Regions from separate parts of the Homo sapiens genome. Here region 1 is linked to region 2. Evidence: read pairs that join two places in POLR2A ChIA-PET (ENCODE). Cell type or tissue: IMR-90. All regions are shown on one strand. Links, peaks and the distances in the headings refer to the core of each region. The heading gives the core; the rest is flanking DNA. Region 1 overlaps FRYL (FRY like transcription coactivator). Region 2 overlaps SLAIN2 (SLAIN motif family member 2).

The links. ChIA-PET counts read pairs that join two places held together with the same protein. Peaks named below come from ENCODE experiments on the same cell type or tissue, not always from the same donor. Only the 100,000 strongest peaks of a DNase experiment are listed, where the experiment ranks them.
Region 1: POLR2A ChIA-PET joins it to region 2 with 12 read pairs; 2 of 35 experiments call an interaction of 5 or more read pairs at or near these places.

What each region holds. Positions count from the first base shown.
Region 1 is chr4:48,498,459-48,503,808 of GRCh38, forward strand. It overlaps FRYL (FRY like transcription coactivator), which reads right to left. Exons shown (of 64, transcript NM_015030.2): 61 at 4,370-4,387; 62 at 3,165-3,275; 63 at 1,572-1,762; 64 at 1-1,222. The coding sequence ends at 964. Among named protein-coding and RNA genes, the nearest start is that of ZAR1, 11 kb to the left of the region's middle. In IMR-90, for the core only: no CTCF peak of the experiment used is centred there; no DNase peak of the experiment used is centred there.
Region 2 is chr4:48,358,104-48,363,493 of GRCh38, forward strand. The region is part of intron 1 of SLAIN2 (SLAIN motif family member 2); the gene reads left to right. Among named protein-coding and RNA genes, the nearest start is that of SLAIN2, 19 kb to the left of the region's middle. In IMR-90, for the core only: no CTCF peak of the experiment used is centred there; a DNase peak (open chromatin) is centred at 2,728; H3K27ac peaks cover 313 bases.

The DNA.
Region 1 (5,350 bases), core at 1-5,000, 140 kb after region 2:
AGTTAAAACTTTTCTAATGAGAATAGCTGACAGGCAGCATACATCTTTATTTTACATTTTAAAGTCTCTGCAGGCATCTACTTTGGTTAGTTATCAACAATCATAACATAAGCACTGATCAGAGAACTGAGCAGCATTCCAATAACGTTAACAGATATATTATTTCTTTTTGAAATACTGGGAAAGCCCAGTTTTAAAATATTATTAAAATGTTCTAACATTTACATACTATGAAGAGTTAGATCTAATAAAATAACATTTCTTCAAAAATAATCTTGCAGTGCTCTTTTAGGCATGCTCTGAGACGTTATCACCAAACATCCATACCTTGAAAATATGACTATCACATATCCATACATCCCAACTCACACACACATAATTCCTTATACAGACCAAAAAACAAAAAAACCCAAACCCTTATCCCACATACTGAAAAATCAATGGTTTTTGCAAACGAGTCTTGATGCGTATAGCTGACTGCATGTTCATGTGGATGGATGATTAAGCATCAATTGCAGGTTAGGTTTTCAACTGCTAGAAATCCAAGCAGCTTTGCAGGTCTTCAGCTAAAATGAAACAGCCTTGATTTCAGCCTCATTTCACCTGCTTTTGGTTGTTTCAGTATTGGAGGCCATTATTGCAAACATTCTTGGAATTCTTTTCTTTCCCCAGAAAGTAATGTATTTGTAGGCATCACTTTTAGCCCTTTTCTTTTCACGTAGGTTAAGTAATTAAAAAATTCCTTCTTCACGCAGTTATTGTGGGAGATATTGGCAGCTGTTAAAATATCAGATGTTTTTTTCTTTCAGATCTTTGTTTTTGATGATACAGTTTGACATTAGTTACACTAAAAAGTAGATGCTGCCAGAAAGTTATCAGTGAATGCAAGGGTCCATAAAAGGTGCTTGGTTAATATTCTTCATCATCTTCAGTTTAGTTTCTTTCCTAAAGGCCTGAAGTGTCTCAGAATCCAGTGCTCACCATATTTCCCATTGGTTTGGCCTGTGCTAGAAGTTGGTATGATTGCACCATGCGTAGAGACTCTCTTATTTCCAGATTAAGTTCCATCAGTTTGTAGTTGGCTTCTGACATGTCCAGGTTAGAGCCTATAACTGCAAAGCTTCCTGTCTGGCCCAGCGTCTGATGATGGAAATATATATGTAACAGTGTCTGTACAGGGTCATCTTCACAACTGCCAAAGATATCACTGGGCCAGAGAGATCTGAAAATACACAATAGTTTTTCAGTTCTGAGACTTAGGCAATAGTTAAGACTAACTCAATTTAAGTTAAATACCTGTAACAACAACATTTCCTTGTGAATAACATGATCTGTTTTAATATTTGAGCAAATATTACTCAAAGTACCACCTGAATTCACTTTCAAAGTACCATCTGAAAGTGAAAAGAAATCTAAAATTGGTATCATTTCAGTGGCAACTGTTAAAAATACTCATGTTTTTCTTTCACAAAGACATGATATGGAAACAGCAAATTGAAAATGAAAACCTAGTATTACTAAACTTCCTGTCTAATTTAAAGGCATCACCTTTAAATCCCGTCACGTTTTACCTGAAAGCTTTGACTTGTGCTACAGCTGATATAAATTCTTTATTTTTCAAAGTTTCAATTAAAGAATGAATGGCAGTTTCTATAGTAGTTTGTGCAGCTTTGGAAATGTCAATTTCTTCGTTTTCGGAAGCGGACTCAGCTTCTTTGAGGATACTTTCCAGTTGGGCAAGTTCCTCTGACATGTTGATGACCTAAAACAAATACATCTTTAAGGATCTATTCGTATGTTTGGTAACAAAAACATTTAGTTGGCTACAAGAATATACCTGATGGCAGTAGCATTGTTGCTCTTAAAGATTATTTTAAAATGTTTGTCTTGGAAGAAAGGGCAGTTAATATTTCAAGTACTCCATTCTGTAGGAGCAAATAAATTCCACCAAATAGTAGTCTTGAAATTAAATGTTCTTGATAAAGCAACAAGTTGTAATAAATGTCTATATTGGTTTTAATATTACTACATTTTGGATAGTAAAAGTACATTTACTGTTATGGGGGATCATGAAAACTATATAACAGTAAAGTCTTTAGATTTTAAAAGATTATTTACCCCAGGGTATTTTTATATAAAAAATAAATACATGTATATTTCTTTTTACAGATTTAATGACTAAGAAATTAAATCATTTCCCCAGTGATAGTTTTATTACCAGCAGATGACAAGGGGGGGAAAAGACTAAAGTTAGCATCTTTGAGGCTATGTATTGATTTTCAACATTCAAAGTGTTTTTTAACATGTTTTTTCTTGTGTGCACTAATAAAACTGTAACAATGTGGGCTGGGCACGGTGGCTTATGCCTGTAATCCCAGCACTTTGGCAGGCCAAGGCAGTGGGTCACCTGAGGTCAGGAGTTTGAGACCAGCCTGGCCAACATGGTGAAACCCCGTCTCTACTAAAAATACAAAAAGGTTAGCTGGGTGTGGTGGTGCACACTGGTAGTCCCAGCTGCTTGGGAGGCTGAGGCAGGAGAACTGCTTGAACCCAGGAGGTGGAAGTTGCAGTGAGTTGAGATCATGCCATTGCACCGCAGCCTGGGCAAAAGAAGGAGACTCTGCCTCAAAAAAAAAAAAAAAAAAAAAAAGCTATAGAAATACGAACAACATGTTGAGGGAGGGGGGTTGATGATACAGTTTTATGTCTTTATTGAACTGATGTGCTTTGTTTGACTATTTTGATTTTCTGAGACAGGGTCTTGCTCTGTCACCTATGCTGGAGTGCAGTGCTGCAATCACAGCTCACTACAGCTTCTAACTCCTGGGCTCAAGTCATCATCCCAGCTCAGACTCTCGAGTAACTAGGACTATAGGTATGTGCCACCATCCCTGGCTTTTACTTGACTTTTGATTATAGATGATCTGTGTCTACTATGGAAACCTTTAAGGTCTTGAACCTTTTACAACTGCTGGATATCTGCTGTCTTATTTACTCATAGGTCCTGACATAGCACATCATTAAAAAACAAATTATTCCTTAACTAAAAGAAAAAAGACTCACTCTAAGTGACTTTTGACTTAAGCTATTTTAACAAGTAATAGATTTTATTTTAAAATTTTTTTAGAATCAGTTACTGATGCCTAATACAACTGAATATTTACCTCTGCTTCATTTTTTATCGTATTTACTTGGTTGATAAGTTTACAGTAGGCCTGGAACAGAAGCAGCAATTGAAAATGCAATTTGTATAATCTTCGGCAGAGCTCCAATTCCTAGAAATAAATAACATTACATTAAATTTAGGTGTTATTTTCTAGACAGCATATTTCCAATGGAAATTTATAGTTAAAATTGTCTTGTCGTTTATTTTTCTGCAGTAAGGAAGTTAATATGGTATGAAGCTGATGAAAGGCACGTGAAATATGCTTTAAAGACTAAGATTAAAATAAAAACAAATATCACTGCTGGTTACATAATTCAGTTTTAATGTTAAGCACATTTTCACATTCTACAAATAGACTGTTTCAGCAGGCAATTAATAGGATACTTTAAAAAGGATTCATTAGAATTTAAAACTTTAAATTCATAATTAAAATAATCTACAAATGCAAAGACTTTTGCCCTCATTGAGATGTAGATCTCACTGCATTTATCAACAAATGCTTGATAAAGCAAAGTGAAACCGGATAACCTCTTACCTAAAAAGTAAGAAAAGCTGTCTTTTAAAGTGAGGTCATTTTTCTAAAGAAAACCACTTGGTAATCTCATTGAAATGAAACTATGAAATTAACAACGTGGGCCGAGCACGGTGGCTCACACCTGTAATCCTAGCACTTTGGGAGGCCGAGGTGGGCAGATCACTTGAGCTCAGGAGTTTGAAACCAGCCTGGCCAATGTGGTGAAACCCCGTCTCTACTAAAAATACAAAAAATAATTAGCTGGGCATGGTGGTGGGTGTATGTAATCCCAGCTACTGGGGAAGCTGAGGCAGGAGAATCGCTTGAACCTGGGAGGCAGAGGTTGCAGTGAGCCGAGATCATGCCACTGCCCTCCAAGCCTGGGCAACAGAGCAAGACTCCATCTCAAAAAAAAAAAAAAAAGTTGTGCACTTTGATTTTTTAAATTAAGAAATTTAAGAGGAGATATGTTTAAGAAAAAGGTGACTGCTAATTTTATGTATTTTAACATCTCACTATTTTAAAAGAACCAACATTTCATGGATTAGGGCTTTGCAAAACTGAAGCACATACTACTTGTAAAGTAGTCCACGAGAAAACATTGCTGGGTCACAAATGGACAAATGGCAGATGAAAACCAGTTTGTCTGGCAAGGGTGAGTAGTCTATAAATCAAGACAGGTCACTTACTGCTAGTATTTCCATTTGCTAAGCAAGAAGGTGATCAGGTCACAAAAAATACAAAGGAAGAAAAAGACCAAGAATTAGTGTAAGAAATCATTTTAACTAGGGTCACAGATGTTCCAGGTAAACTGAAGAACATATATTTATACCCCAAAGAAAATTATACAAAGTTATTTCCAGAATAAAACTTTTTAGACATTTACTGCAACGATTCAGGGTGTTTTTAAACACTTTGCCAAATAATAAATTACATTTAGGCTATGACTTATTTCTGTGTAAAAGCTACAATGAATAAAACTGAACTATTGTGATCTTGGTAAATCTGGCTATCCAGGTTTAAAAAAAAAAAAACCAAAACCCAACTGTAATAAAACTTCCATTTGTAAACTGGAAAACTTATGATTAGAAAATAAGAAACAAATTAATTACTGTTACTTCTCAGAAAAGAATTGGCTTATAATCGTACATAATAAATACTTATCCATCACCATCAAAAGATTATCTCTAGGGTGGCTCATTCCAGGCTTCCTATCCTTTACTGTCTAATTAGGTCCTACTTTGCCATAACTGGTGCTGAGCCACAGGGTGGAATATCAAAAGCAGATGCATGTTCTAAATTGCATTCCAAATATACTTCAGTAAGTTTCAGAAACTTAACCCGACTAGGTTTGAATCAACATAATGTATGTAAAACACAGAGTAAAAATTTATGAACCATCTTAAAAACTATATGAAAACATGTACAGCAACTTGGATCTGGTCTCTTACGAGGAGAATGACTTCTAACTAAAACAACAATTGTTACACCGTAAATGTATCTTCTAAAAGTCATTCTTAAGCCTGCTTTTCTAAATAGTTTCCTGTGAAGGACTGTTTTTCATAAAGTTTATTCCTATCAATTTAGAAGGGATTTGCTAAATAAGCAAAGGTGAACTTTAGCTCCATGCTGCTTACCATAAATTATGTGGATGCTCATCCAATAAACAT
Region 2 (5,390 bases), core at 125-5,124:
TTGCCATTTAATAGCTGTGCCACCTTGGACAAGTTACTTACCTCACTTGTCTCAGTGACCTCATCTGTAGAATGGAGATTATAATAATACATATCTTATAATTTTGTAATGAAGATTGAAAGAGTTACTATATTTAAAACACTGAAGCAGTGCCTGACATGTAATGAGCATTTGATACAGTATAAATTATAATAATTACTGTTACATTGACTAACAAAGCTTTTTTTTTTTTTGAGACGGAGTTTCACTCTTGTTGCCCATGCTGGAGTGCAATGGCGCGATCTTGGCTCACCACAACCTCCGCCTCCCAGGTTCAAGCAATTCTCCTGCCTCAGCCTCCCGAGTAGCTGAAATTACAGGCGTGCACCACCATGCCCGGCTAATTTTGTATTTTTAGTAGAGATGGGGTTTCTCCATGTTGAGGCTGGTCTCGAACTCCTGACCTCAGGTGATCCGCCTGCCTCAGTCTCCCAGAGTGCTGGGATTACAGGCGTGAGCCACTGCGCGCGGCCCAACAAAGCTTGTTAAAGCATTATAAGCAATGTATCCTAATGGTTTAGAATTATTAAATTATATTTGCTTGTGAGTAAAACCAAAGATACTTGTATTTTTTTATTTATTTTTATTTTTTTTTGAGATGGAGTTTCACTCTTGTCGTCCAGGCTGGAGTGCAATGGTGTGATCTCAGCTCACTACAACCTCCTCCTCCCGGGTTCAAGCGATTCTTCTGCCTCAGCCTCCTGAGTAGCTGGGATTACAGGCTCCCGCAGCCACGACTGGCTAATTTTTGTATTTTTACTAGAGATGGATTTTCACAATGTTGGCCAGGTTGGTCTTGAACTCCTGACCTCGGGTGATCCGCCTGCCTCAGCCTCCCAAAGTGCTGGGATTACAGGCATGAGCCACCACGCCCAGCCTAAAGATAATAAGATAAACTTTTATTAAAGTTTTTTTAATGATAGAATTATTAAAATGGAAACAAATTACAATCTCAAAGTGGCCACTTTAATTTACTTTGGTATCCTCCCTTTATCTCTTTTCATATTGCTTTTTTATTCAGTGTGAATTCAGATCCAAATATTTGAACATGTATAAGTGTCTGTGTTGGGGATTCTGCATTGAACGTTGTGAAGACAGTGTCTGTTCTTTTGCACTGAATGTACCTTACTCAGTGAATAGGTAGAGGGGGATGATTTAGGGGTAGTAAAAGTCTGATTATTTTCCTCAGCCTGTAAAAAATTTGCATCTAAAGAAATTTATTTCAATAATGCTTTTAATATAACTTTTATTTTTATCTTAAATTTAAATCATTTTTGTCCTTGGCTTCAGTAGCCTACTTTCAGCTGGCTACAATATGAAAAGTGATTACTGCGGTTACCACAGATTCAGCAAAGTAACTCCTGTCTCCCTTCCTCTCCCCATTATTTACTTATTAATATATGTCTATGTGAAGAAATATATTAACAATGTGAAGAAAAGTCTGGAGAGACATACTCCAAATTGTAAATAATTTTGGAGTGTAATTTTGGTAGAGAAAGGGAGGTTATTATCATTTCTTATATTTGTACATTTCCATATTACTGAAAGTTATTACACTTAAAGAAATAGTTATATTCTTAGTTGTCTTTAATCACCATATTATACAGGTATGTGTGACATATGGGCCAAAATATGACTTCTTATTGTAAGCTTTATATAACTTTATTCTTAATTACATTTCTAATAACTCAGTATTTAACAGTATACTTAAATTGTATTTAATAGTGGTTAGGCCGGGCACGGTGGCTTACGCCTGTAATCCCAGCACTTTGAGAGGCTGAGGTGGGTGGATCACGAGGTCAGGAGTTCGAGACCAGCCTGACCAACGTGGTGAAACCCCGTCTCTACTAAAAATACAAAAATTAGCTGGGCATGGTAGTGCGCACCTATAATCCCAGCTACTCAGGAGGCTGAGGCAGGAGAATCGCTTGAACCTGGGAGGCGGAGGTTGCAGTGAGCTGAGATCGCGCCATTGCATTCCAGCCTGGGTGGCAGAGCGAGACTCTGTCTCAAAAAAAAAAAAAAATAGTGGTTAGTTCCCTTGTAATGATTGTTCTAAGGGAAAAAGTGGCATTTTGAAAGGCCAGTTTATTCCTATCACATTTTGACAGCTTTATCAAGATGTTATTTATATACCATAAAATGCACACGTTTAAAGTGTACTGTGGGCTGGGCAGGGTGGCTCATGCTTGTAATCCCAGCACTTTGGGAGGCTGAAGTGGGTGGATTACTTGAGGTCAGGAGTTTGAGACCAGCCTGCCAACTTGGGAAAACCTGGTCTCTACCAAAAATACAAACATTAGCCAGCATGGTGGTGTGCACGCTTGTAATTCCAGCTACTCAGGAGCCTGAGGCATGAGAATCACTTGAACCTGGGAGACAGAGGTTGCTGTGAGCTGAGATTGTACCACTACACTCTAGCTTGGGTGATGAAGTGAGACTCTGTCTCCAAAAAAAATTAAAAAAAACATAAATAGATAAGAAATAAAGTGTACTGTGGTTTTCAGTGTTCAGTAGTTTTTAACGTATTCACAGAATAGTACAACCATCACCATAATTTAGTTTTATAGTATTTTCAGCATACTGAAAAGAAACCCTGTGCTCATTAGTAGTCATTTCCCATTCCTTCTCTCCACCCCCTCATCTATCCCCAGGCAACCACTGATCAACTTGTCTCAGATTTGCCTATTCTAGACATTCCATATCAATGGTATCATACAATCTGCGATGTTTTGTGACTGGCTTCTTTTACTTAGCATAATGTTTGAAGTTCATGTGTAGCATTTTTATTGCCTCCAACACATTTTTAAATGTCTCTTTTCAAATTATAAATACCAACTCAAAAAATTCAAACAGGACAAAAATGAATAAAATATAGTCTCTTATTAGAATGGGCGTAAGGGATAGAATTTCCTTTTTGACAGGGCAATCTAAATGTCTACAAAGATTCTTTCTTAAAACATTTTGCATCAATGTTGTACATAGTGGAGACACTTAATATGATCTTACTGGAGATGTTCCAGGAAGGTTTTCCTGAAGAATTGAAATTTAAGCTGATACCCAATAGAAAATAGAGAAGAGCTGGATGAACTTGAGCAGGGGAGGGTGAGGTAAGCAAAAAAGTGGAATGAAACTTGTTGCAAGGGGAACAACATGCACAAATGACCTAGAAGCAAAAGTGTTGAGCTTTCCAGGAATAGAAATTAATTCCATATGGCTGCTATTTAAATATGTGTGGTGGAGGAAGGTGAGAAATGAAGCTAAAGAAGAACTACAACAGTTAAATCATTGGTTAGGTCTCTAGAGCTGTGGGGATCATTTTTAGAAAAAAACTCCATCTTAAGGGCAGAGGGAAACTGGCACAGAATTTTTAGCAAAAGAATACTAATAAAGTCAGATTTGTGTTTTAGAAAACACTGGCTGCAGTGTACAAGATGAATTTGAAGAGCAGGCAAGTCCAGAGATTTGCAAAATTAAAAAGATTTTTTTTTTCCAAAATTGTTTTATCCGTTCTTTGGCCTTTGCATTTTTATATAAATTTTAGGATCAGCTTGTCAATTTCTGCTAAAAATGCCTGCTGAGGTTTTCTAGGGATATGTTGATTCTAAAGGTCAGTTTGATGGAGTTAACATCTTGTCAGTCTTATGTTCAGATCTATAAACATGGTGTATTTTTTCATATGTCTTCTTTTAATTTCTCTCAGCAGTGTTTTGTAGTTTGCAGTGTACATCTTGCATTTCATGTGTTAAATTTATTCCTGAGTATTTTATTCCTTTTGATGCTGTTGTAAATGAAATTGTTATATCTATTTCATATTCAGGTCATTTATTGATAGTGTTTAGAAATACAATTTTTTGCTTATTGATCTTGTGTCTTGTGACCTTGCAGAACACATTTATTATTTCTTTTTAAGAGTTTTATAATGGATTTTCTATATGCAGGATCATGTCTGCGATTAAACATGTTTTACTTCTTTCTTTTCAATCAGGATGCCTTTAGTTTTTTTTTTTCTTGCCTTATTGTACTGTATATTATTTAATAAAAGTATGAGAGTGTACATCTTGATCTTGTTCCTAGTCTTAGGAGAAACTATTTGGTCTTTTACCATTAAGTCTGTTTTTGTGAAAGAGTTTGTGTAGGATTGGTATTGGCATTATTTCCTTAATATTTGATAGAATTAATATGTGAAAACATGTGGACTTGAACTTTTCTTTCTGGGAAGGTTTTTAAATTTATTTATTTCTCTCTCTCTCTCTGTCTCTGTCTCCCTTTCTCTCTCTCTTTTTTTTTTTTTTGGACAGAGTCTTGTTCTGTCGCCCAGGGTGGAGTGCAGTGGCTCAGTCTTGGGTCACTACAACCTCTGACTCCTAGGTTCAAGCGATTCTCCTGCCTCAGCCTCCCAAGTAGCTGGGGCTACAGGCACGTGCTACCATGCCCGGCTACATTTTTTTTTTTTTTAGTAGAAACAGGGTTTCACCGTGTTAGCCAGGATGGTCTCGATCTACTGACCTTGTGATCCGCCCACCTCAGCCTCCCAAAGTGCTGGGATTATAGGTGTGAGCCACCATGCCAGGCTGGTTTTTAAATTTCTTTTTTTTTTTTTTATTCTTTTTTTTTTTTTTTTAAATTTATTTTTTTATTGATAATTCTTGGGTGTTTCTCACAGAGGGGGATTTGGCAGGGTCATGGGACAATAGTGGAGGGAAGGTCAGCAGATAAACAAGTGAACAAAGGTCTCTGGTTTTCCTAGGCAGAGGACCCTGCGGCCTTCCGCAGTGTTTGTGTCCCTGATTACTTGAGATTAGGGATTGGTGATGACTCTTAACGAGCATGCTGCCTTCAAGCATCTGTTTAACAAAGCACATCTTGCACCGCCCTTAATCCATTTAACCCTGAGTGGACACAGCACATGTTTCAGAGAGCACAGGGTTGGGGGTAAGGTCACAGATCAACAGGATCCCAAGGCAGAGGAATTTTTCTTAGTGCAGAATAAAATGAAAAGTCTCCCATGTCTACTTCTTTCTACACAGACACGGCAACCATCCGATTTCTCAATCTTTTCCCCACCTTTCCCGCCTTTCTATTCCACAAAGCCGCCATTGTCATCCTGGCCCGTTCTCAATGAGCTGTTGGGCACACCTCCCAGACGGGGTGGTGGCCGGGCAGAGGGGCTCCTCACTTCCCAGTAGGGGCGGCCGGGCAGAGGCGCCCCTCACCTCCCGGACGGGGCGGCTGGCCGGGCGGGGGGGCTGACCCCCCCCCACCTCCCTCCCGGACGGGGCGGCTGGCCGGGCGGGGGGCTGACACCCCCACCTACCTCCCGGACGGGGCGGCTGGCCGGACAGAGGGGC